Regions from separate parts of the Homo sapiens genome. Here all the other regions are linked to region 1. The links are chromatin contacts, found by Hi-C or POLR2A ChIA-PET in ENCODE. All regions are on one chromosome and are shown on one strand. The core of a region is the stretch at or near the end of the contact, and the rest is flanking DNA. Distances in the headings are between cores, read along the strand shown.

The links. A loop is a pair of places that touch in the nucleus more often than their neighbours do. ChIA-PET counts read pairs that join two places held with the same protein, here RNA polymerase II (POLR2A). Pooled maps may share reads with other maps.
Region 2: a map of B cell shows a loop between it and region 1 (14-fold over the local background). The contact joins the promoter of SLC35D1 here to the enhancer-like site in region 1. A Hi-C loop is called at or near these places in 3 of 168 maps with a recorded cell type or tissue (B cell, CD8-positive, alpha-beta T cell and naive thymus-derived CD4-positive, alpha-beta T cell) and 10 of 50 pooled maps.
Region 3: a loop to region 1 is called in a pooled map, with 3 times the contacts of the local background. The contact joins two enhancer-like sites. A Hi-C loop is called at or near these places in 1 of 37 single-sample maps with no recorded cell type and 4 of 50 pooled maps. POLR2A ChIA-PET finds 5 or more read pairs at or near these places in 1 of 52 experiments (activated CD4-positive, alpha-beta T cell).
Region 4: a pooled map of gastrocnemius medialis shows a loop between it and region 1 (5-fold over the local background). The contact joins two enhancer-like sites. A Hi-C loop is called at or near these places in 7 of 50 pooled maps.

Annotation. Positions count from the first base shown.
Region 1 is chr1:65,061,365-65,067,189 of GRCh38, reverse strand. It overlaps a transcript of JAK1 not described here. Among named protein-coding and RNA genes, the nearest start is that of MIR101-1, 5.8 kb to the right of the region's middle. RefSeq lists a silencer at 1-315. Within about 2 kb of position 2,472, at least 3 of the 41 ENCODE cell types and tissues checked have a DNase peak (open chromatin) inside an H3K27ac peak, as active enhancers do; they include B cell and CD8-positive, alpha-beta T cell, where a contact is called at or near this core.
Region 2 is chr1:67,052,370-67,058,194 of GRCh38, reverse strand. SLC35D1 (solute carrier family 35 member D1) reads left to right here and starts at 4,047. Exons shown (of 12, transcript NM_015139.3): 1 at 4,047-4,384; 2 at 5,206-5,239; 3 at 5,338-5,424. The coding sequence starts at 4,182. RefSeq lists silencers at 3,943-4,132, 4,423-4,632.
Region 3 is chr1:66,346,867-66,352,691 of GRCh38, reverse strand. The region is part of intron 8 of PDE4B (phosphodiesterase 4B); the gene reads right to left. Among named protein-coding and RNA genes, the nearest start is that of SGIP1, 180 kb to the left of the region's middle. RefSeq lists enhancers at 672-721, 732-821, 2,414-2,463. Within about 2 kb of position 2,376, at least 24 of the 41 ENCODE cell types and tissues checked have a DNase peak (open chromatin) inside an H3K27ac peak, as active enhancers do.
Region 4 is chr1:66,268,277-66,274,101 of GRCh38, reverse strand. The region is part of intron 7 of PDE4B (phosphodiesterase 4B); the gene reads right to left. Among named protein-coding and RNA genes, the nearest start is that of PDE4B-AS1, 220 kb to the right of the region's middle. Within about 2 kb of position 3,466, at least 29 of the 41 ENCODE cell types and tissues checked have a DNase peak (open chromatin) inside an H3K27ac peak, as active enhancers do.

The DNA of each region.
Region 1 (5,825 bases), core at 1,223-3,722:
CGGGGTAGGCGGCGGAGCGCGGGGGCGGCGGCGCGGGGCGGGCCGGGCCGGGCCTCCGCACTCCGGGACCGACTGCGAGGGTGTTGCCGGACTGGGTTTGTTGTTGTTAGCGCGTGCGTGTGTTTTTCCCGAGGGGTAGCGGGGCGACCTCGCCCATGGGCATTTCCGCGGTTTTGCGCGGCCCTCGCTGGGGTGTCAGTGGCAACGCGGGGAGCCCCGGGCGCCTGGCTCGGCCCCCGGAGGGGAGCGGCGCGGAGGGGCGGGGTGTGTGTGTAAATGTTGCGCACTCGCTTTTCCCCCGCCCCCGCCCGCGTCCAGGGTGCTGGCGTGGGTCCCTTGCCGTCCGGCGGCGACTGTAAATAGAGCCTGGATGTTGTTTACATGAAGGATCCGGCGGGAGGAGTCTAAGAGGAGGAGGCGGCGGTGCCGGAGGAGGAGGAGGAGGGAGGGAGAAGAGAGGAAGACCGGAGTCCCCGCGGCGGCGGCGGTCCGGAGAGAGGGCGAGCCCCGCGCGGCGCCGGGGACCGGGCGCTACCACGAGGCCGGGACGCTGGAGTCTGGGGTAGGAGGGAGAACGGGCACGGGGCGGGAAGAGGGGTCCGTCAGTGGCATTTTTAGCTTGCACCCTGCCACGCAGATTCTCCCCGGCCGGAGGGGAGGAGGGTGGAGGGAGGGCGGGGAAGCCTCGGTTTCTCTGCACGTTCGGGAACGCCTTCTCCCCCTTCATTCTCCCATTCCCAGTGTTTTCCCGCTTCTCCCCGGGCTCACCTGTTTATTTCCATCAGCTAGAGCTCGTGGTTTTTTAATATAGGCATGAGAGTCTGTTTCTTTTATTAGAAACATTATTGGGGAGAGGGGTGCTTTGCTGTAATTTGTGCTGGTCCAGGTCGGTTTTCAGGAAGGGGGAGGGGACTTGGCGGAGACGCCGGCTCCTGGCCGCAGCTGACCCCAGGGCTTCTCCCTGCCTTCCTGTGCGAGGAATTCTTTCCCTCACTCTGCTACCCGCACGCCAGCTGCCACCTTCCTGGAGAAAGACCACACCTGTGCTTATCCCTGCTTTGAAGGAGAGGTGAGCTGAGAAACCAGGGAATCCCCTGCTCTCCAGGGTTCTTAGTTAGTCCTCTCCGCAATCCCAGCATTGGCCAAAAATTGCTGCTTTCACCTGCTGATTTAATTTGGCATGTCTGTCCCCAGCCCCCCTTTCCCCCGGCAAGTTGTGATCTGCAGATGTTTTGGGATTTTCTCTTCCCTCTGGACCTGTCCCCCACCAACCAGCAAATAGCTCCTGGGCCTAGGTTGAGGGAGAGAGAGAAGTGACCCCCTTTGGCCAGTGCGCTGTTTTTTATTCCCCTCTGGGTCTTCTAATGGAATCTGCTGTCCCTCCGTAGCCCCCTTTATTTTCCCCTTAAGCTTAACCCAGAGCCAGGCCTAAGCAGCCTGTCTCTGGCTTTCTTTCCCCAGGCCCCACCCTGGCCCCTTTTGCTTTTCCAGCGCCAAAAAAAACGCCTCCCAAGCAGAAGACACACCCAGCCCAAGTCTAACCATTCCAAAAGGGAGGAAAACACAGAGGAAGAGCAGGGACCCAAGGGTCTCCTGTCCTGAATATTCCAACAGCGTTTCCCTCTAAAAGCCTCCTAGCTTTATAATCCCTTTATTCTGCTTACCAGTCGACCCTCCCCTCCTCTTTGCCCCTTGTTCTGTGATAGATATTTGGGGAGAGGGGTGGAGAAAGAGGTTGTCACCCTCTGTTCCTTACAGTGAGGCATTTTTCTTTTTCTCAGTCTTTTCATTTATTAGATGTTTAGCATGTAAAATATGTAAATCTGTTTGCAGGCTTATTTGAACTTGTTTTCTTGCTGGCTAAGGAATAGCTGATATTCTATAAAGGGAAGGAGGGGGGAAAAGATCAAAAGTAACACTCTGAGTTTTCCCCATTTGAGCATCCCCAGAGTTGCCAGAGAAGACCCTCCTATAAAAACCAACAGTCTCCCTTCCATGACATCACCACCTAAGCCCTTCCAACTTTAGCTTCAGAACAGGAAGAAGGCTCAAAATAGAACTACCTTAGGAATCCAGCTCCTTGAAAAGATCAACTTTTAAATCAGCTGCAGGAGGAACACAATGAACTTTGACATGGGGAGTGAGAAGGGAGAGAAGACTGTATAGTGTTCATAATTGGTTCCTTTGAGGGAGGGTTGGGGGATACTTACCGTGTATTTCAGAAAAGCTTTCCTCTAGAGTTGGGTACCTAGACCACTGAATGATAAATAGGATGGTTCAAGATTCATTTATTGAATTATTCATAAGTTTTTGTACGTCAACAATAACAAGCACGTTTCAGAATATGAATTAAAGAGGGGCCTCTCTGCAGAATCTGCTCTAGATAGAGAAGGTTGTTTCAGGAAGCTAGGAGGGCACTTGAAGACAGAGAACCTGAGGATGCAGTGACAGCTGCTGTGAGTATGTAAGTTGAGAGGCTCATAAACAATAATTGTGATAAACAATAATTGTAACTTTTGTAGGTGACTGATACCCTGGACAAAGAAGTAAGGATGTCAGGATTTTCCACCTCTACCTTGGAAATTAACTTCTTGTCTTTGAATCTCACTCAGTGTCTCCATTCAGTCCCTGAATTGAGATATGCTTTCCTCTCTGAGCTAAAATACTCAGTCTTTTGGAAGGGCTACCTAATAAACGATAATCACTGAAGTGTTGACAACTTAAAGATTGGAAGTGGAGCAGAAAATACTTGGTATAATTTGAGCACTTGGTGGGTGCTGTAAGATGACTTTCTGGTTGATGGGGTAACATCTTTTACTCTGGTTCGGGTTTAAAAGAATCCAGGTGACAGAGACAGGATACCTGCCCTAATATGGTAGCCACTAGCCACGTGGCTATTAACCACCTGAAATATGGCTAGGGTGAGGAAGAGCTCAATTTTAAATTTTATTTAATTTTAGACTTTGATAACTTGATTTAGTTATTGGAAAGCTTATTTATATTTGGAAACATACTTGAGCTTACGCATCTACTTTTGAAACTAAGTGTTTTGAAATCCAAACGCAAATTAAGTATTTTGATGAAAATTTAGAATTGGGATATGTAAGTGCAAAGTAATCTTCAGATTTCAAAGAATGCAAAAAAAGTAGAATAGCCCATTAATTTTATGTTGATTCCATGTTCAGATGATAATATTTTAGATATATTGGGTTAAATGAATATGCTATTAATTCCACCTGTTTATTAGTGTGGCTACTAGAGAATTAAAAATTACATGTGTAGCTTGCATTATATACTTCATTGGACAGCTCAGGCCTGCATTACTCCTTTTCATCTATGAATTAATTTCTTTTCTTTTTTTCTTTCTTTTTTTTTTTTTTTTTTTGAGATAGAGTCTCTCTCTGTCTTCCAGGCTGGAGTGCAGTGACGCGATCTTGGCTCACTGCAACCTCCACCTCCCAGGTTCAAGCGATCCTCTTGTCTCAGCCTCCAGAGTAGCTGGGACTACAGGTGTGTGCCACCACGCCCGGCAGATTTTTTGTATTTTTAGTAGAGATGGGGTTTCCCCACGTTGGCCAGGCTGGTCTTGAACTCCTAAGCTCGGGTGATCCATCCGCCTTGGCCTCCCAAACTGCTGGGATTACAGGCATGAGCCACTGTGCCTAGCCCCATGGATTAATTTCAAAAGTGGTGACTGTATGAAATATTGTTATTTCATGTTTGTGTTTCTATTTTCCACTGCTGTGTTCCATGTGATGATTGGGGACCCCAAGTATTACATTATTACTGTTATATTAGGGAGATTAGTGTAAAAGTCCAGGGTTCTAGAACGGCTAGCAGGGGTGTCATGGGAAAATTGGGATACCCACATACCCGGCTATTGCTGCTTTTGTAAAAGGATCCTGAACATAGCAAAAGGTACCGGAAAACAATGTGTGGCAAAGTAACAATTGTGACACCTGGTGGCATTTTAGTGATTCTACTCATCTGTCACTCACTTCCATTTATTTTTTCTTTGCTTCATCTACTTTCTGTCCCCCTCCCCACCAAATCACGGCTCCACTCGTGGCATTTGGGCCCACAAGGCTGCTGACTCCTTTCCTCCAAAAAAAGTACAATGCTAACGTGAATAGAGGTAGTGCTGTCTTTGGGTTTTGTTTTGTCTAATGAGATTCAGAAATTGCACTGGAAGGAACTTAGGAGCTATTCGGTGCTATCCCTTTATTTTATAGATGACAAACTGCCAAACACCTCACCTAAGACCATATAGACAGAGACTGGAATTAAACATACTCTTGTTGATAACTGTTTAGAGGCTCCCTGAGAAATGGAGAGGTTCATCAATTAATCAATCAATCAAGTATCTGTTGAGCTAGCATTTTGTGGAAATGACCACTAAGTGTTGTGAAGGGACATGAGTAAAACAGTTTCTGACTTTTTTAGAAAGAGTCCTGTTGACTTGAGGAAATAAGATATAAACAGCACCAAATTAAATTGCAGTATACAACACAGCACTTAATGAGTGCAGTGCCACTGTGGCATGTGTTACTAGTTAGTAGAAATGTGTTCATTTTACAGATGTAGGAATAGAAGCTTCGAGAAGGGTGGAACCTGCAGGGAAGTGGAGTGTAATTGTGTTCCTGGAACAGCCCAAGGCTGTAGAATTGGAGGTCATTGCAAGTCTTTGGTATTGGCTCCTTTAGCTGTCCATTAAGGGAATTTGAAAATCTGAGACCCAGCATTTTCAAATGGCAGTGCTGTAGTAATAAGGCAATCATAGATTAATTGGAGACCATCAGGGTTTTTAGAGATGTTTAGCCAGGGGTGGATCATTCCGAAGTTAGCTGGCATATAAAACTGACTTGTGAGCAAACCATAAAATCTAAAATCCGGGGGGTGAGAGTGGTGAAATGTGATGTAGAGCAAAATCAGAAAGTAAATTAACTGTGGAGTATACAGTTGGACTAAAAATATTTGTGCTGAGTACATGTTTGAAGGGGAGAGGCCCATATAATGTAATATATGGGCCAGTCATGTATTTATAAATTTTTAGTCTCCTGGAGCCTTTTTGGACTAAACTCTTGGTCAACATGAGGAAGAAAGCTCAGTCTTCTCTTTGTTACCGTGTCCATAGGGTTTTTTTTTCGTCCACATGGACCTTATAAAGTTACATAGCATGAGATTAATTAGGGCCAGTGCTCAAAGTCAGTAAAATGATGACACCTCTTCTCTAATCACTCTCAGTTAATGCTTCTCTTTGAGAATTGGGGCTAACTTTGTATAGGGCGGTGGTCCTTGACATTTTCTTGCCTTTCTGCCTATTTCTTTTTCCATAAAAGAGAAAAAAATTCTGTAACCTGCCACCTCATCAATCTTTGGCACAAATTAGTTTTTAAAAACTCAGTATAGCAAAGTTTTGCAATAAAATGCAAGTATACATTCTGTGTACTTGTGACAAAGCAGTATTGGACATTTGAGCAACTTTTGCTGACAGTTTATAACATCTCAGTGTGGTCAAATTTGGCCATTTTATATAGTATCACTGAATTAGATGATAATTTTCAAATTGGAAAACAAATCACACTAGTTAAAAGACCAGTGGATTTAAATACACTAAACTATAGTTTAAAAGTATTTTCAAATATTCTGCTTGGCCAACAACTTACGGTGCCTTCAGTTATTTAATATATAATCAGATATTCAAAGGTTTAAAACAATATTTTCATCTTAGTTTATAAATATGAGGGATGTAGCATGTTTTTTGTGCTTTTATTTGTACTCCACATTGATTGATCGCTTGAGAAAAGGTCTTTGTCACCCAGGCT
Region 2 (5,825 bases), core at 2,798-5,297, 2.0 Mb before region 1:
TCATTTAATACTAAGAAGAGTTTTTGCTAGTAATTCTACCCAGTAAGATGTAAAATTTATCAACCCACAAAGTTGACCTTTCCAAATAGAGTACACTTGTACCTAAGTGAGAACATTTAATTCAGTCTTTCTTATCTTGAACAACTTTTTAAGATATATTTCAATATTTATTCAGTTTCACCCAATGATGTGTAAATACTCCATATATAATTCTGTGATTAATATTACTGAAGTGAGGAAACAGATCTGAGGACCTAAAATACCAAAATTTACCCCAAAGTCTAAGTACCTATAACATGGGAAAGAGATAAAAATCCTACTAGAGATGGCACCTATCTTATCTTTGTGGGTACCTAATGAGAATGCTTGACTCCATTAAACTCTATAGCATTTTACTGGGGGTCCACAGCAACCAAATCATTACTGGAGCTGAGAAAATCCAATGCAGTTCATGGCCTGTGATAGGTCTTAAATATTTGTTAATTAATAAAGTAATCATGCTGAGAAAAACAGTAGTTGCCTGGATCAGCACTCTTATTTTTATTTTCTGTAATCATAACTTATGATTTTGAAAATTTGTACCTGGCATTTCATACTTCCACAGGGTAGAACTTGAAATATTATCTCACCTCTTCCATTGTTCTCCATTGCTGCCCTCTTGACTTTATAAAAGAGGGTTTCATTTTCATACCGTGTTAGCAGGAATAAAAAATGAGTATAAACTCTTTGGAGGTTGTTAATTTGGAATTTCCTCAATTCTATTAATTTTTTTATTAAAAAGTAGCCTTAACTAAGCAATTCTACTTCTAGAAATTTATACTTGCACAAAGTTGAATGGACAAGCATTGTTTGTACACTGAAAAATGGCAATAACTTAAATGTCTATAGGGTTACATGATGATGCATCCAACTAATGGAATACTCTGAAGCCTTTGAAAAGAATGAGGTTAAGTTTAAGCGTTGCCACAGAAAGACCATCAAGGAATAGTAAGTGAAAAGAGGAAGACTGCCTAATAATACTAGTGATAACAGTAATTGTAATAAACACTCATATTATGTTCTAAGCACTTTACATTCATTAACTCATTTAATTCTCATTGTAACTCTATGAGGTGGGTACTATTGTTATCCCCATTTTACAGGTGAGGAAATTGAAGCACAGTGATGTCTAGTAATTTGCCCAAGGTCACAAAACTACTAAGTGTCAGCAGCAGTGTGTGGCTTGAGGATTAGTGTTCTTCTCTGGTTCTATTCCAGGTATGTTTTTTAAAATGTGTAAAAATGTGTATATATGTATATATTTGCTTTTTATTATGAGGGTCATTGTTACTTCTATAATATTTTTTCTGCAAGGATGTTTCTTAAAATACAATGTTTTAGTTATTTTTCCTTTTGAAGCTAGCAGTCAAGGAAGAAATTTAATCATTTTCCTTGTTTCCATTGATTCAATCAACTAAAATATCTAAACTGTGTTAGGCACCCTTGCCTGCCACTGTCCTCAAGAAGCAACTGTCTAGTGGAAGAGAGTGATATGTAAACATGTAATGCAGAGCCCCTTTGCTACGGTCTGTATGTGTCCTCCAAAATTCATATGTTGAAACTTAATCACCAATGTGATATTATTAAGAGGCAGGCCCTTTAGGAGGTGACTAAGTCATGAGGGCTCTGCCTTTGTGAGTAGGATTCATGCCTTATGAGAGAGGTTTCACACAGTGTTTGTCCCTTTCTGACCTTCTGTCCCTTCTGCCATGTGAGGACATGGTGTTCTTCCCCTTCAGAGGATGCAGTGGTTAAGGTGGCACCTTGATCTTGGACTTCTCAGCCTCCAGAAGTGTGAGAAAATAAATTTCTATTTTTTATATGTTATCCAGTCTCAGGTATTTTGTTATAGCAGCAGCAGCAGATGGACACTCTATAAAGGGGGTATATAAAGATGCGGTAGGAGAGGCACAAAGGAGAGAGATCAATTATGTAGAGGGAAGTGGGGGGCAGTGTGAAGGCTGCCCAGAGAAGAGGTAATGTTCTGCCAAAATACGGAAGGAAATGTAAGAGTTTTTCAGGAGCTGGGTGAGAGGAGGAAGAGAAAAAGCAGCCCAGATGGAGGGAATAATGGGAGTAAAGACACAGAAGCCGGAACCCACATTGTTGATTTATCTGCACCTTAGGGGAGGGAAACGTGAATAGTGCCTCTGGAGATGTGGGTAGGAACCACATTATCTAGGACCTTGTAGGCTATGTTAAGAACCTCATCCTGTGTACCAGTTTTTTAAGAAACACTTGAAGAACATAGGTGTTCTCAAAGTAACTCAAAAGATATAAACCAATTATACACATATAATTTAATATTATTCAGCCTTAAAAAGGGAGGACATTCTAACATATGCTACAACGTGGCTGAACCTTGAAGACATTACGTTAATGAAGTAAGTTCATCACGAAAGGACAAATACTACATGATTCCACTTATATGAGGTACCTAGAGTAGTCAAATTCACAGAGACAGAAAGTAGAACACTGGTTAACAGCAGAGAGGGAAGGAAGTAGGGAAACAGGGAGTGATTGTTTAAAGGGGAAAGAGTTTCACTTTGGGATGGTGAAAAAGTTCTAAAGATGGATTAGTGATGATGGCTGCAAAACGATGTGAATGCAGTTAATGCCATGCAATTGCATACTCAAAAAGGGTTAAAATGATAAATTTTATACTTTGTATATTTTGCCACAATTTATTTCTTTCTTTAAGATGGTCTTGTGCTGTTGCCCAGGCTGGAGTGCAGTAGTATGATCATAGCTCATTGCAGCCTTGACCTCCTGGGCTCAAGCCATCCTCCCACCTCAGCCTCCTGAGTAGCTGGGACCACAGGCGTGCGCCACCACATCTGGCTAATTTTTTTATTTTCTTGTAGAGAGAGGGTCTCACTTTGTTGCCCAGCATGGTCTCAAACTCCCGGGCTCAGGCATTCCACCTGCTCCCAAAGTGCTGGTATTACAGGTGTGAACCACTATACCTGGTTTACCAAAATATAAAAATAAGAAAAAAAAAAAAAAGAAATTTAAAAAGATACAGACCAAGCACTTAGAAAAATAATTCAAAGTTCTTCTTTCCTAATCTATTAAAGTTCAATACGTAATTTCTTTGCTTAAACCGATCATAATGATTTGCTTCTGTTATACAATAATGACTACCATTTACCGAAAACTAGCTCTTTGCTAGCTACACATCCACAGAGATCAGGTTCAGGGAGGTCATCTAATTGGTCCAAGACACACAATAAGGAGTGAGTGTGTTGGTGGGGGGGGGGGGGGTCGTCATTTCTAGGAATCCTACAATTGGAAATCAAGTCTTTTAGGCTCCAAACACCTTGTGCTTTCCCCAATCCCCAAGCTGCTTATCTTGCTACTTTTTGGGATATGTCAACATTTTTCTTAAAACAAACAAACGAAACTTCTCAATCTGAAAAGTATTGTTTGGTGTTTTCTGGGTTCAGAAAATGTAAGAAGCCTGAGGCATTGCGGAATGAAATTTTCGTTGAGTGTTTACTGTTGATCCACATCTGATACTTTTGAAGGGTTTTTACCCCCTGCAAGAGAGACTAAAAGAGCATTCAGAATTAGTCTAGACGCAGTGTACTGTAACTACTTGGCCGGCCACCTGTAACAGAGGGGAGGAGGGTCTGCACTTAGTTGCGGCAGTTATCCGGAGAATACGGCCTTCCAGCCCCTCTGCCACCAGACTCCCCACGCCCCAGGTACGCGCCCCGCGGAGAGACCCAGCGCGTGCTCGTGCGCAGGCGCAGGGCGACTGTCACCCGGAGTCTGTGGTTTGTCGCCCGGCGCTCTGGTGTCTCGATGTAGTTCCCCTGGCTTCTCCTTATCCGCCTCGGGCAGGGGGGTCGCCACTGCCCCTTCTCCAGGCTCTCTCCAACCCCTGCCCAGGCTAAGCCCGGCGCGGCCCTACTCTCTGACCCCGCGTTGCACAATGCCCGAGCAAAGTCTCCAGGGGTGTGAACCCCGGCGTCCCTGCCCCTGGGCGGGGACAGGCGGCGGCCAAGCGGGGAGTCGAGGCGGCGAGCGCGCAGCTGGCCTAGTCTGCGGTCCCCAACTCCTGGAGTCCCCTGGGAGCTGCCGCTGCAGGCCCCCGAGCCGCTAGGCCCCGCCGCCAGGCCACCGCTGCTGCGGCAGCCATGGCGGAAGTTCATAGACGTCAGCATGCTCGGGTTAAAGGAGAAGCCCCCGCGAAATCCTCCACACTCCGAGATGAGGAGGAGCTGGGGATGGCGTCGGCCGAAACGCTGACCGTGTTTCTGAAGCTGCTGGCCGCCGGCTTTTACGGCGTGAGCTCCTTCCTGATCGTGGTGGTGAATAAGAGCGTGCTCACCAATTACAGGTAGGGCCGAGGCGGCGGCGGCCCAGGCCGCGGAGGAGGAGCGGGCGGCGGCGGCGGCGCGGCGCCGGCTCCCTGGACTTTGACTGCCAAAGTTAAAGCCGAACAAAGTTGGGCGGGAGCTGGGGAGGGCGGGCGGCTGACGCGCGCGGCCCGGGCAGCGGAGCCGGCCTGGCGAGCGGGCCTGTGGCAGGGGTCCGCTCCCTGCGCGGAGCTCCGGCCGGCCCGGCACATTTGGGGCTCGCCTGCCATGCCCTGGGCGCACCGCCCCGAAAACCCTGCCCTTCAGAGAGATGGAGCAAAGTGATTTGCTTGGTGACTTTTGAGCCGTTATGCCTGTCGATCAGGGAGGAGAGCGAGGGAAGCCTCCCTCCTCCGCAGCCTGGACAGGGGGCCGGGGCTTCAGTGTCCCCTGCACCCGCTGACAGCCTCTGGGGACGTACGCATCCTCAACCCAGCAGACAATTATTCCCTTGCTAACACTGGGACCCAGAGGCAGAAGTTGGTTGTTTTTTTTTTTAAGGTGTGTGAAATCGTTGCAGAGATCTGTATCTGCACTGCCTTGAGAAATCCTTTGCAGGCAGCGGACTGAAACTGTAGACTCGGACAAGATGGGACAAGCGGCCGCCCGAGGCTACATCAGCGGGGTGGACTGACAACCAACAGGCAGAGAGTTTTCTCCCAAGATTTTTGTTTGATTTAGGGGCGGACGTTGATGTGGCTTGTATCGGAATGCCTTATTAACGTTGCCGATGTGCAAATTGAATTCACGGAGCTAAGTTAGGTTTGTTCTGATCTTGTTTTTTTCTTTGCCCTTTTTGTAGATTTCCCTCCTCACTATGTGTTGGACTTGGCCAGGTTAGTTGGAATCCTCACCATTACGTGGTTTATGTTGTTAGAACTTCTGTGTGTGTCTTTATGTGTAGAACAGTGAATCTGTGTTCTCTTGTTTACAGATGGTGGCCACAGTGGCAGTTCTCTGGGTGGGAAAGGCGCTCAGAGTAGTCAAGTTTCCTGACCTTGACAGAAATGTACCTCGAAAGGTAAAAGAAGAAAAGCGATACTTTATTTTGTGAAATGAAGTCAGTATGTATTAACATATTTTATCAGTGCCTTGCGTATTTAAAAATTGCAGCCTCAAAATTGCCCAGTCTAGAGTGGTTATAATGAATGTAAAGAATAAAAGTAGTAATATGTGTCAAAGAAGGCCTACAGTCTCTTTAAACTTAAGAGAAAAAATAACCTAGGAATATTCTTCTGTTTTTAATTAATGCACACTTGTTGAGAGTACAATAGTTTTGCAGTTTCTCTATCCATCTAATCTAGCCAGTGTATCCTGCATTCATTATTCTTTGGGCTTATTTTATACTGTCTGCCTCTGCTTGACTCCAAACGAAGATGAAATGCCTTTACTTTTTCTGCTGACAATAGAGCCATGGGCTCT
Region 3 (5,825 bases), core at 1,127-3,626, 1.3 Mb before region 1:
ATGCTTTTAATCAGCTTTCATTCTAGTAGGAATAGATATATTAGGGCATGTTGTTTAACCACAACAGCAAACAGTCTAGAGAGGGTAGGACCAGTTCTTTACTAGCTATATCGGCAACTCTGCTCAGAAGATAGGAGCAGGTAGAAACTGAATCATAAAAGGCTATAAGAGGAAAGATTTCTCTGTTTATTTTCTTTCTATAGTCTTCCATTGCCACAGGACCCTGTTGGGATACATTGTCAATCACTTTCAATATGGAATCAGGGAGGTGGCTCTCAGCTGCAGGGCTGAAAATAAACCAAACTCCTCACCTTTCCCGCATAGTTTACTGAAGGGATCAGTGTACTCATGCAAGTCATTAACAGATGAATATCACCTTCCTCCTTCCCAGGCTTAAACTAATTCTCCTATGAGCCTTTTGCTAAGGGCACAGCAATGCTACCAAAAAACATAGTCATCTTAAGGCAACCATAAAACACACAACATGGCGAAGTATGCAAATGGAGGTCACTTAGTGTCAGAAACTAACCTAGTCCTTTAAATGTTGCTTAGCAACAACTGTTGGTTTTCCTCCTCCATAAGGGAGGGCCCAACCACACTGATGTGAAAGCAATCATTGCTCTCATCAAAAAGCACTTATGAAGGGCCCATTTATGTTGGGCTCTGTACAAACTAAGAAAGGCAGACATGGCCTTCAAGGAGCAGACGGCGGGGGGTGGAAGGGTATCTTTTACATTCTAGTATATGTAGAGTCCAGTTAGTATGACTAGTGTTTAACTGTGTGATGAGACACATTAAGAAATAGAATAGATATGAATTATGTTTGAAGTTAAGCCTGAGGAGACAGTTGAGGAGCTAGGCTTAGTTGGGCTTTCAGCATCTGACTCCCACATGGGAGTGTTTCTGTTGAGCCAGAGGCAGCCACAATGTAGTAGACAAATCTTGACTTTTCATTCTCAGCTCTCACTCTCCTGTGTAGTTACATCACCTCTCATGTGTAAAATGAGAATGATCAACCCTAACATTTCATACTTGTATGATAAATTCTGTGGCTGCCTCCTACAGTTTGGACACATTATTTACCAGCAACCAAGACTTCCCAGAAAACAAAACTCCCTCTACATGACTGAGGAAAACAACTCAAATTGAAAATGCTTCAGACCATAACAAAGGAAGGGAAGCATTTATCATCCCTCAGAGTTTCATAGTGTAAGACTTTTGGAATCTATTTATTAAGTTACACGTTTCATCCAGACTCGAAGGTAAAATAGCTCCTGGGTAAAACTGTGTCCCAAGGAGTTACTGGATTGGAAGGAAATGGGCATTATTTACTTTATTAAATTCAGTAGAGAAATCCACAAACAGGAACACATTATTTTAAAGATAAATGTGTCTCTACCATCTCATGTACACAGATACTATTTTCCCTAAGAATCTGCCTTCACAGGAAAACCCTGTTACAGCCTACCTAGAAATAATGTCCCCAGAGGAAATGGCCAATGCCCCTTTTCAACACAGACAAGCAAAATTTGTGAATAAACTCTAATAAAAAATTCCTCCGATGCCTTCTTAAGCTTATGCCCAACATTAGATTCACATACACTGCTAGAAATTGCTTCTATTTTTTGAAAAGGGAAGAAGGTATATTTTCTAGATATGTGATTTAATATTATTGGCCTAGAATATACCTTTTCTATAAAATTGTCTGATTTTTGGAATAAGTTCCTTTAATAGTGAAAAGTTATTTTAAAAGTAGAGAATAGGTAATAAAAGCTAAAATTCAATTACACTTGATAGGAACATTTTGTTTGATGGCTTCAATTTTTCTTTAGTTTTAACACTGCATACAGAGATTATTTCTTCTGAGCCAGTTTCTTCTGAAGTGATAGGACACTTCTTCACTTTTCTATATTTCTCATGGGAGAATTAGTTTGAGCTTTATGCAAAGATCCGCAGGCAAGATAGGCACTATCTTGGTAATGAGTTCTTAGTTAAACTAATCACATAGGAGGAGTGAACTGGAATGATCGCAGGCTCTTCTCAAATCTAAAATTTGGGGATTTTATGTTTTTGAGAATAAAACAGTCCAGAATAGTGATAACACAGGAAGCTAGTATAAAGCCCATGAAAGAGCTTCTTCTAAGACTAATTTAGGCCTGTTGAGGGTGACCTGAAAATCACTTAGGAGTGACTCCTAAGTGATTAAAACTATTCTTCACCCTATCAAAGACTAGCTAAAGCAGGTACCTTCCTCTCATGGATAACCTCAGGATGAGGTCAGTAGGAGAAAACTGTAAGAACAGAGAATAAAAAGGTGTCAAAGAGAGGAAGGCAGCCCCAGCAGTTAGTTACTCTTGTGGGTGGCCGTCTACGCAGGAGCCCAGCTGTGAGACAGGCGCCTTATTGTGTGGGATCTTCCTGTTTTTGCAGAATGAAACAACTGCCGAAGTCATTAAAGTCACAATGACTTTATTAGGGACTAACTTTTGACTCATGTTTTATACTTTGTTAGTCATAACTTAAAAAGAATTCCCGGGCATCAGGAAAGTGAAGGGGCTGAAAATTCCTCCTGAAGGCACAGAATGCCTTCAGTGCATTCTGTGCCTTCAGTGGTAGAAAGAAGTCGAAACTGCAGTGGTACAGTTTAGTGAGAAATGAAGTAAACAGAGTCTGTCCCTGTCTTAGCTCTGGCCCTAAGCAAATATGTAATCTTGGGTAAGCTGAATTAACTTCTTGGGGCTCAGTTTCTTTAGTGGTAAAATGGCTAGCTTCTAATCTTCCTTTTGACTTTCAGGAATTTTGCATGGGAAGAAATGAAGACCCAAAGAAGTAAAGCAAATCTAAGTTTTAAATGAAAAAGAAATAAACAGAATGAGGGATATAGTGTGCTTGTCTAAAACTCCTTATGAAACTAACAATTTCCACAATTCTTAACATTTCAGATTATTTGACAATGTGCATCTCATCTCTTCCCTCCTTTTTGTGTTTCCCTATAAACTCTACCAATCATTTGAAACTTGATGTCCAGTTTCTTTATTGACAGGTTTGTCTTATTTGAAAAGCAAGTGCAATTGAATTGAGTTGGTAACATGGTCAAAGAAGTAATAATGGACATGCAATTGTCCATTAACGTCTGCTTAATCAGCTAGTGTTCCATAATGGGTCATCTTAGCAAACAAGTTCTGCTGTACTAACATCTGCAGCAAACCTTTGGTGTGCCAGGGAACAAACACAGTGAGATCATTCTCACTGTCCATGTGCCAAATCAGAAAGAAACTCTTCTAAACATGTTAGAATTGAGTGCTTCTTGTCTTAACTGCTCAGCAACGTAGTAATCAATAGGTAAGTATACAACGAAAAACAAGCATGAATATATCTACCATTATTCTGCATCAAAAATTATGATGAAGCAACAATAGAATCAATTCTACTTGCTAGTTAGAGGACAAGTCTCTGCTCAAGTGACATATTAAAAGGCAAAGCAGGGAAAAACCATTAATGCCTTCATACAGAATTGAAAAATATCAAAAGATCAAACAAATTTGAATATAGCTGCTCTATAACTAATCTCCTAAATGAGATTAGGGCTTGAACAGCTCCCCAAATTATTACATATTTCTTCCTATCTATCTAACCCTTTTCTGCTGTCCATTTTTCTCAGAATTTCTGAAAACTTCTCAAGAGATGATATAACACACATTATTGGAACACTAAAAAATTGACGTTTCCTAGACCCAAAGTGATTCCCATAAGAATGTTTATAGCAATTTCTCATGATCCAACATTCTCTCAACTCTGAAAGTTGCTGCAGTGATGTAATCAAATGGACAAAAGATACTGTAACTATTTATACCTAAAGACTGATACATTCACTATGCATTTTAAACTATATATATAATATTTATAAACTATATTATGTTTCCACATATATAAGGTTGCCAGATTTAGCAAATAAAAATTCGGGGCACCTAGTTAAATTTGAATTTCAGATAAAGAAGAATTTTCTTTATCTTTTTTTTTTTTTAACTGTAAGTATGGTCCTGATATTGCATGTGCAAATAGCCTATGAAGAGATTGGATTTCCAGGCCATACACTCATTATATATGTTAAGTTTAGGGGCACTGTATATTTTTAGATAATTTAAACTTTTCAAAATTTTCTTTTTGACAGAGGACTTTTCTTCCAATGAGAAACGTAAGACCTAAAACTGTTCCTGGAGCATCACAATTTCATTTCATATACTTGATCCTTCCCTTTTAATTTGTCTGTTAATAGAGAAAGACAAAAAAAGGAACTTTGAAGATTTGAGATGATGATCTGATAATTAAATTTAGCAGAAACCTTTTTCAACAGATGACAAAAATCATCATAGTAACTGAGAAAAATCAAGGAATCAAGGTACATTATTCAGTCACTCTTTTGTTTTTCCTTTTAAGCCTTTCTACAACTTTTTCTGTACAGGTATAACGGCTAATATTTAACTGAAAGCTTCTAGAGTCAATTCTAAGGCCACAGGGCATTAATATGATTCCAAAGTAGATGACAAAGGTTTATTTTGAAACATTTCGCAGCTAGAAGCTCTACAACTTATAGTATTTTTCAGCAATCAGAACACTTACTGTGGATCAGACCCACAGACCATCCAGTCTAGTGTCCTTTCCTGACTAGTGAAAAATAACACCTATGTTTTAGGACCTTCATATCTGACATGAAAGTAGTTACACAGAACAGGGAAACTACCACTCAAATATTATACTTTCTTTTCATAACCCTTACGTATTGGTCATGATTCTCTTTAAGAAGTTAATTCCATTTTCAGTCTATAGTACCTCTTAGGTTGTTTTAAATCCTGCCTTATTGAAGTTTCTAATATTTTTTGCAGCTACAAAAATCTATCATAGCTTGTTTTTGAGATTATTACTCTACCCCTTAAAAATACCATGTAGAATACATTGTATTTATTATTAATTGTATTGATTTCAGCTAGTGACTTTCATACATCCCTTGAGGTAAAAGACAATGGAATGCTTCAAAACCTGCCTTGGGAATTGCCACTTCTAGATTAGCGATTTCTCAGGGCTGGGACAGCCTATTAATCTGGCAATTTTCAAGATCAACTCTAGGGCCTATCAAAAAAATAAAAGAAAGCTTTGGACTACATAGATCTATCCTTTCCTTCCCTGAAAGCATATATATTATTATCTGTTTTGATATTTCAGTAATCCCTAAGCTAGAGTATGCACCGGCAAATTGAGGAAAATTTGTAACAGGTTGGAGGTTTGCACACATAAACTATTAACTAAAACTATAAAAGATGAAAATAGTTTCATAACATAAAATAGACATAAATTTCATAGACAGCTATTTCTTATGCAATTTTATCCTATTAAAAAAGGTAGTTGGGCTTGTTATGTATTTTGTGTTTTCCATTATTAGCTATCATAATTTAGAAGAGATGGAGAGATGCTTTGAACAACAATGCACCTCAAGATGCATAGGTTTGTTAGGTTCACGGAAGGTTTATAGAGGCAGCTTCTACTGCAAACATGAAGTAGAGGGAGTGCTGGTTGCAGGTTTGCCTTACCAGTGACCTCAGCTAACCCAACGTCATAACAGCATGATATAGGAGCATCTGAGGATTCAACTGAGTCCGGAAATAAAATATGACATAGGAGCATCTGAGAATTCAACTGAGTCTGGAAATAAAATATGTACTGTAACTTAGTCTGAGAAACTTAGCAAGTCATTGAGTCTCTTAGAGACTAGAATTTTCTATCTTTGAAATGGGAAGATTAGGAATAACATATGTGAAGTGGCTGCCAAG
Region 4 (5,825 bases), core at 2,217-4,716, 1.2 Mb before region 1:
GGTTCTCAAACCAATTCCATTCAATATGCTACTTGAGTGCCTACTTTGTGGCAAGCACAATGCCAGGCACTAAGAGAACAATATAGTATGATAAAAATTCATTTAGTTGTTTTTCTTCCATTTCTTTTAACACTGCCACTTCTTCCTGAAGTGATGGATAACAAAGAGTTCACTTCAAGTGCCTTGAAAGTCACACGTTGTCAAGATTAGCAAGGGATGTCAGCACTATGCACATGTCCTGAGAGCTAGCAGATATTTCAGTAAGCCTTAACAAAGCTGAACATGAGCCTCACTTCCTTTCTAATCTTATCTGGTTCAGGCATGGGCATTATTTCATCCCTATTTGTTCAGTCCATAAACATTTATTGAGCATTTGCTATGTCCCGGGCTTTATGTTATAAATTGAGGATATAGAAAAAGAGGATTAGTATTTGAACTTGGGATGCTTTTAGTTTAGAATGGGAAAAAATGAAATAATTACAATACAGTATGACAAGTGTAATAACAGAGATTTTGAGATAATAATTAACAGTAATTTTGGGTGAGTTGCAGAAGGTATATCAAGAAGATGAAGGGTTAAAATGCACTTTCCAGAAGGAAATGGGTAAAGGAAGTAGTATTTCCTATGCACATAGTATATATCAGGGCCCAGGCCCTGAATTGAGACTATATATTTATTTTAATCCTGAATCCAAGAATCAGATGATATATAGAATTTGTTCACAGTGACAATGTGAAAAATAATCCCTGAGCTGAATATGTAAATGATATTTTGGAGAAAAGGCAACCAGGTAGAAGAAACAGCATATATGAAAGCAGGAAAGCAAGAAGATCCTGGTGTATTTCAGGGATGTATATTCAGTGCACTTCAGCCATCAGTTGTGCAGGGGGGTGGCAGCGTAAAGTGGGAGATGAGGACAAAGAAAGAGAGCAAAATTCTAAAGGCTTTTGCATGCCTGGTGAGACATTTAGGTCTTATCTTGAAGGCAAAGTATAGCTAAAGAAGAAAATAATGTAACCATAACTGGGGTTTATAAGAATAGTTCTACTTTGGGAGGCTGAGGTGGGCGGATCACAAGGTCAAGAGATTGAGACCATCTTGGCCAACATGGTGAAACCCTGTCTCTACTAAAAATACAAAAAATTAGCTGGGCACGGTGGTGGGGTCCTGTAGTCCCAGTTACATGGGAGGCTGAGGCAGGAAAATCGCTTGAACCCGGGAGGCTGAGGTTGCAGTGAGCCAAGATTGTGCGCCATTGCACTCCAGCCTGATGACAGAGTGAGACTCCGTCCCTCCAAAAAAAAAAAAAAAAAAAAAAAAAGAATTCTAGTACCAGAATGGAAGCTGGTTTAGAGTGGGGAAAGAATGAGGACAATAATAACAAGTTGGAGGACCACCACAATGCTTTAGGTACAGGATGATGGAACAATAAACAAAGGCAGAGGAAGTGGGGGAGAAAAGGAAAAAGATTAGAGAAAAAGACTAAAGGAGTTGGCTGTGGTAGGTGAAGAGGGAGATAAAAGGGTGGATGATGAAGATGCTACTCAAAGTCAGAAAGACAGAAAAAGGGACAGTTGTGTAGGTGAATGAATTTGGGTCTCCAGATGAACCAAAAGGGGTTACCAGAGGTAGTCAGATGTCTGGCATTTATATACAAACTTACTGATAAGTAATGGGGGTTGGGGGTCTCCAGGGAGTGAAGGTACAGGACTGAAGAGAGAAATGGGTTCTAAAACCAATGGGATAGTTTCTGACAACCAGATTTGAAGAAATCTGTCTGCTCAAGATGTCTCCCTAACTTCGATCCTGGAGGTGGAAGAGTCCAGATGTGTGAGGCGAATCTCTGGCTCTGACTCCTGGGGCTGTGCAGGTAAATAGAGCTGTCAAGAATGCCCAGAAAGAGGCACATGTTTCCTAAAGGGCTCTGCCTGCCATGCCTGGGAGCTGCATGACCAGGCTCGAGGCAGGCAGCAGCTAGGGTTTGGGAGGACACAGGCACGTGGACAGCCTCCTGTGGGAGCGCTGCAGATGAGGCAGCTGAGAGAAGTGAAGCTTTCTTCCCAGCTTCCTCCTCCACCCTTTGCTGCAGATCCCTGATGCTACAGCACAGTGCTAGCTGCAAAAAGGTTGATTCATAGATGAGGGGATGCAGCGACATGCCACGCAGGGATGGCAGAAAGTACAAAAGTGTGTGTGTGTTTGGAGGAGACTGTTTATTCAGGGAACTATATATCAAACACGACCTTACTGGCAGACAATAGTGATTTGCCTAAATAATTTATGCAACCAAGTCAACATCAAGATAGGCTGTGTAGAGCAAAATGTGAGACTCATTTTTAAAAGTGGGGTACCTCCCTTCATGGTCTCAATTACAGGAGATGCTTTTGCACACAAAACATTCAGGCAACAGTATCTGGGTATCTGCTTGAGCCTACTGTAACCAAAGAGAAAGAAAGGCCGGAACTAAAATGCAAAAGAAAGAAAGAAACTGTGTTTGGAGATAGGTCTGCTACAGTATAAACTTTTCCCTTTCTCTGGCTTACTGCTATAGCAAAACCTGATGGTTGTCTTTGTAAAAAACGTGTCTGTATCTAGGTCCCTGGCAGCGATTTGCCTCTGGGAGGGCCAGCAATCTATTTAATGACTCCATTGACGTCAATAGCATAACTGAAATACTTACTAACATGCATGATTCCAACTTTCAAGGGGAGGGTGGGTGGATGTTGTTTCTCAGCAGTACAAAAATGTGAAGTGGAGTCAACACGGAACGGACTCAACTGTTCAGGCAGCTAGTGAGAACTTAGATGAGGCCTCCTCGGTTTCATTCAAAGAGAAGAAATATTTATGCTAAATTTGCAAATTAATTTTGAACTAGTGAAATAACCATAATAAGCAGGGTGTTATATTTGACAATATCTGCTTAAGGGAAACATTTTAACGTTTGCACTTTAGCTGAGGTATTAATGTTTTTGCGAGTACCAATACTTAATTTTAGATATGTATGAAATAACTGCAAATCAATATAAACAGCTCAGTGTTGATGCTCTGGGGTAAACTTTCATAAGAGGGCTATTTTAGACAAAAGCAATTATTACAAAACAACCATTTGGAAAATTATTCTCAAAATAACTGGGGCTTTTCTGGTGCATTTTTGCTATCATTTTATATGCAGGCTGTCTAAACGCTGAAGGCGAGTAATTAAGGCAATTATTCCATTAATTCAGCACACAGAATTCAGAATAAGGAAGAAAACATAGTTTGATATTTCTGACTTTTTCTTTTTCCATTCTTTTTTATCTCTTTTCTTTCCTTTTTCTTTTTTCTTATAATTCCCTCTAATCTTTCCTTTATCATGACTGGTCAGAGCCTTTGGTCACAAGATTGATTTTATTCCTATTTGTCCGTAAGTGTTGTAATCCTGCCTGACAGTTCTTGCTTAATGTAGAAACCAAGCAAAGGTTCTGCTTGTGCTGGGCCTCATTTCCAGTCATCTGATGCAGCACTGCTCTCAGGCTATTGCTGTGGTTCTCAGAGAGCCCTTTACCCATGCACATATAGACCCTGTCTCATCACAGGTCCTGAAAGTTCTGGCAAAGAATGAGAACGGAATCAATGTCATGACTTTCTGAATTCCTTAAAATCGAAGATAACTCACTGACCCTCTTGTCCACTACTTGAAGAGACCCTGCATCTGGTACACCCACATGAACCTCCGGAGGGATAGTCATAATCAAGTAAAGCTATGGGCAGAACCTGTATGGAGAAATAGGTTTCCAAGGAGAAAGCCTCTTCTTCTGTTTTATCAGTTGGTAAAAAGCCAATTCCTCCCCAGAATGGCCTAGACACATATTAAAAGAAATGTCTCATACGATTTCTCTGAACACAGTCTTTTCTTGAAATGCATTCTAATTGACTGGTGTTGAAAATCACCATAAATCAAGGCTATGGATATCCAGGCTTTGATATCATTAGTATCTGCAGCAATCTGGCTTGAAGTCCTCAAAGTGATTCCCTAGTCATCTTGGTGCTATGGTTTGCTGTCATTTCCAGTGACCCATAGACTTCTGTGGTGTTTTTCATAACATCTGATCTGTTACCAGTGGTAATGTTCCTGCTCAGTAAATTTACTGATAAATTTTAGAAAAAGAAATTTAGTAGAGAGCACCCCACCTTATGTATCAAATTGGCTGCTAAAATATTGTATACATGATACATATTATTTTACATCAAGTCACATTTACATGACTCGGATGTGCTAGCCATTAAAAGGATGCTTCTCCAATCCTTCTATAAAGCAAAAAAATCATTTTGTAAAGACAGCGAACACTTGATAATTTATCTTTTCAGTAAATTCTTACTGTCATGACATATGTGTGATTACTATTGAAGAGCAAAGGATAGGATGGAATGGAAAAAAGGCGACAATTATCACACACACATGTGTATGCATGCACCCCATTTTCCTGTTGCAAATAGTTTTGGGACCTGAAATCCTGAGAATTACTTCAATTTTCTGTTGTGAATATGTACAGGTGACAGAATTCGAGTTCCTGCCTTATTTTGGAGTTTTCTTTCTTTTTCTATTTTTTCCTTTCTGTTTCAATCCTTGAGCACCATGTAGGGAGAGCCTGGAATTTATGCTTGTGAAAGGCAAAATGTGAAACAAATTCAGATGCTCATTAAACTACAACATTGGCATTTTCGACACCCCTAGGAGGATTTACTGCGTCTTTCTCCTCAACCTGGGAGCATATGGCTTCCTCGTTGTTCTTTCTGGGCTTGAAATTCTCCATTGCTCTACTCTGGCTTTCTTATTCAAAGTGCTAAATGCCAACTTCTTAGATTTCACTCTTTTTGTTCAAAACCTATACGAACACACTAACATATATAAGCAGTTATAGAGTGTGCTTCAAACCTCTATTAACTTCAGTGCAATAACTAATTGTTAACAGTGAAAAAACACAATTTGAATAATTTTCATAGCAATAGAGATAAAAATATTGGCTCATTATTAAAAGTTTATTTTATATGTATTTTACTTCACATAAAGTCCCCAAATTTTATGTAGTTTTCCCGGTCAATTCAACACTTACTGTGTTCTTACTATGTGAAAATAACTATGCGAAAGCACCATGAGTAATAAAAAGATAGATAAGGCACAGTCCCTGTCTTCAAGAGCTTTATCTCCAATGGGAGAGACACACAAGAAGCCTTGAATTAAAGTATATCAGAGAATTAAATTGTTGCCATAGCACAAAAAAGGAGCAATTATGCCAACTTAAAAAAAAATAAGATGTCTTTGCAAAGTAAGGACATTTGCATTGAGCCATGAGAGCTGATAAGAACCTTGGCTGGATAGTGAGAAGAAGGGTATTTCTGGTATTTCTTTCTTTATTTTCTTTTTCTTTCTTTTTTTTTTTTTTTTTTTTTTTTGAGATGGAGTCTTGCTCTGTCACCTGGGCTTGAGTTCAGTGGTGCGATCTCGGCTCACTGCAACCTCCGCCTCCCAGGTTCAAGAGATTCTCCTGCCTCAGCCTCCCGAGTAGCTGGGACAACAGGCACGTGCCACCACACCCAGCTAATTTTTGTAGTTTTAGTAGAGATGGGGTTTCACCATATTGGTCAGGCTGGTCTTGAACTCCTGACCTCGTGATCCGTCCGCTTTGGCCTCCCAAAGTGTTGGGATTACAGGCATGAGCCACCATGCCTGGCCGAAGAGGGGTATTTCAAATGGAGAGCTTTCCTTTGATGTATCCATTTAATATTTCAGTTAATAATCAATTTGTAAAAGTAAATGTACCAATTTACCATGGTTTCTGACAAT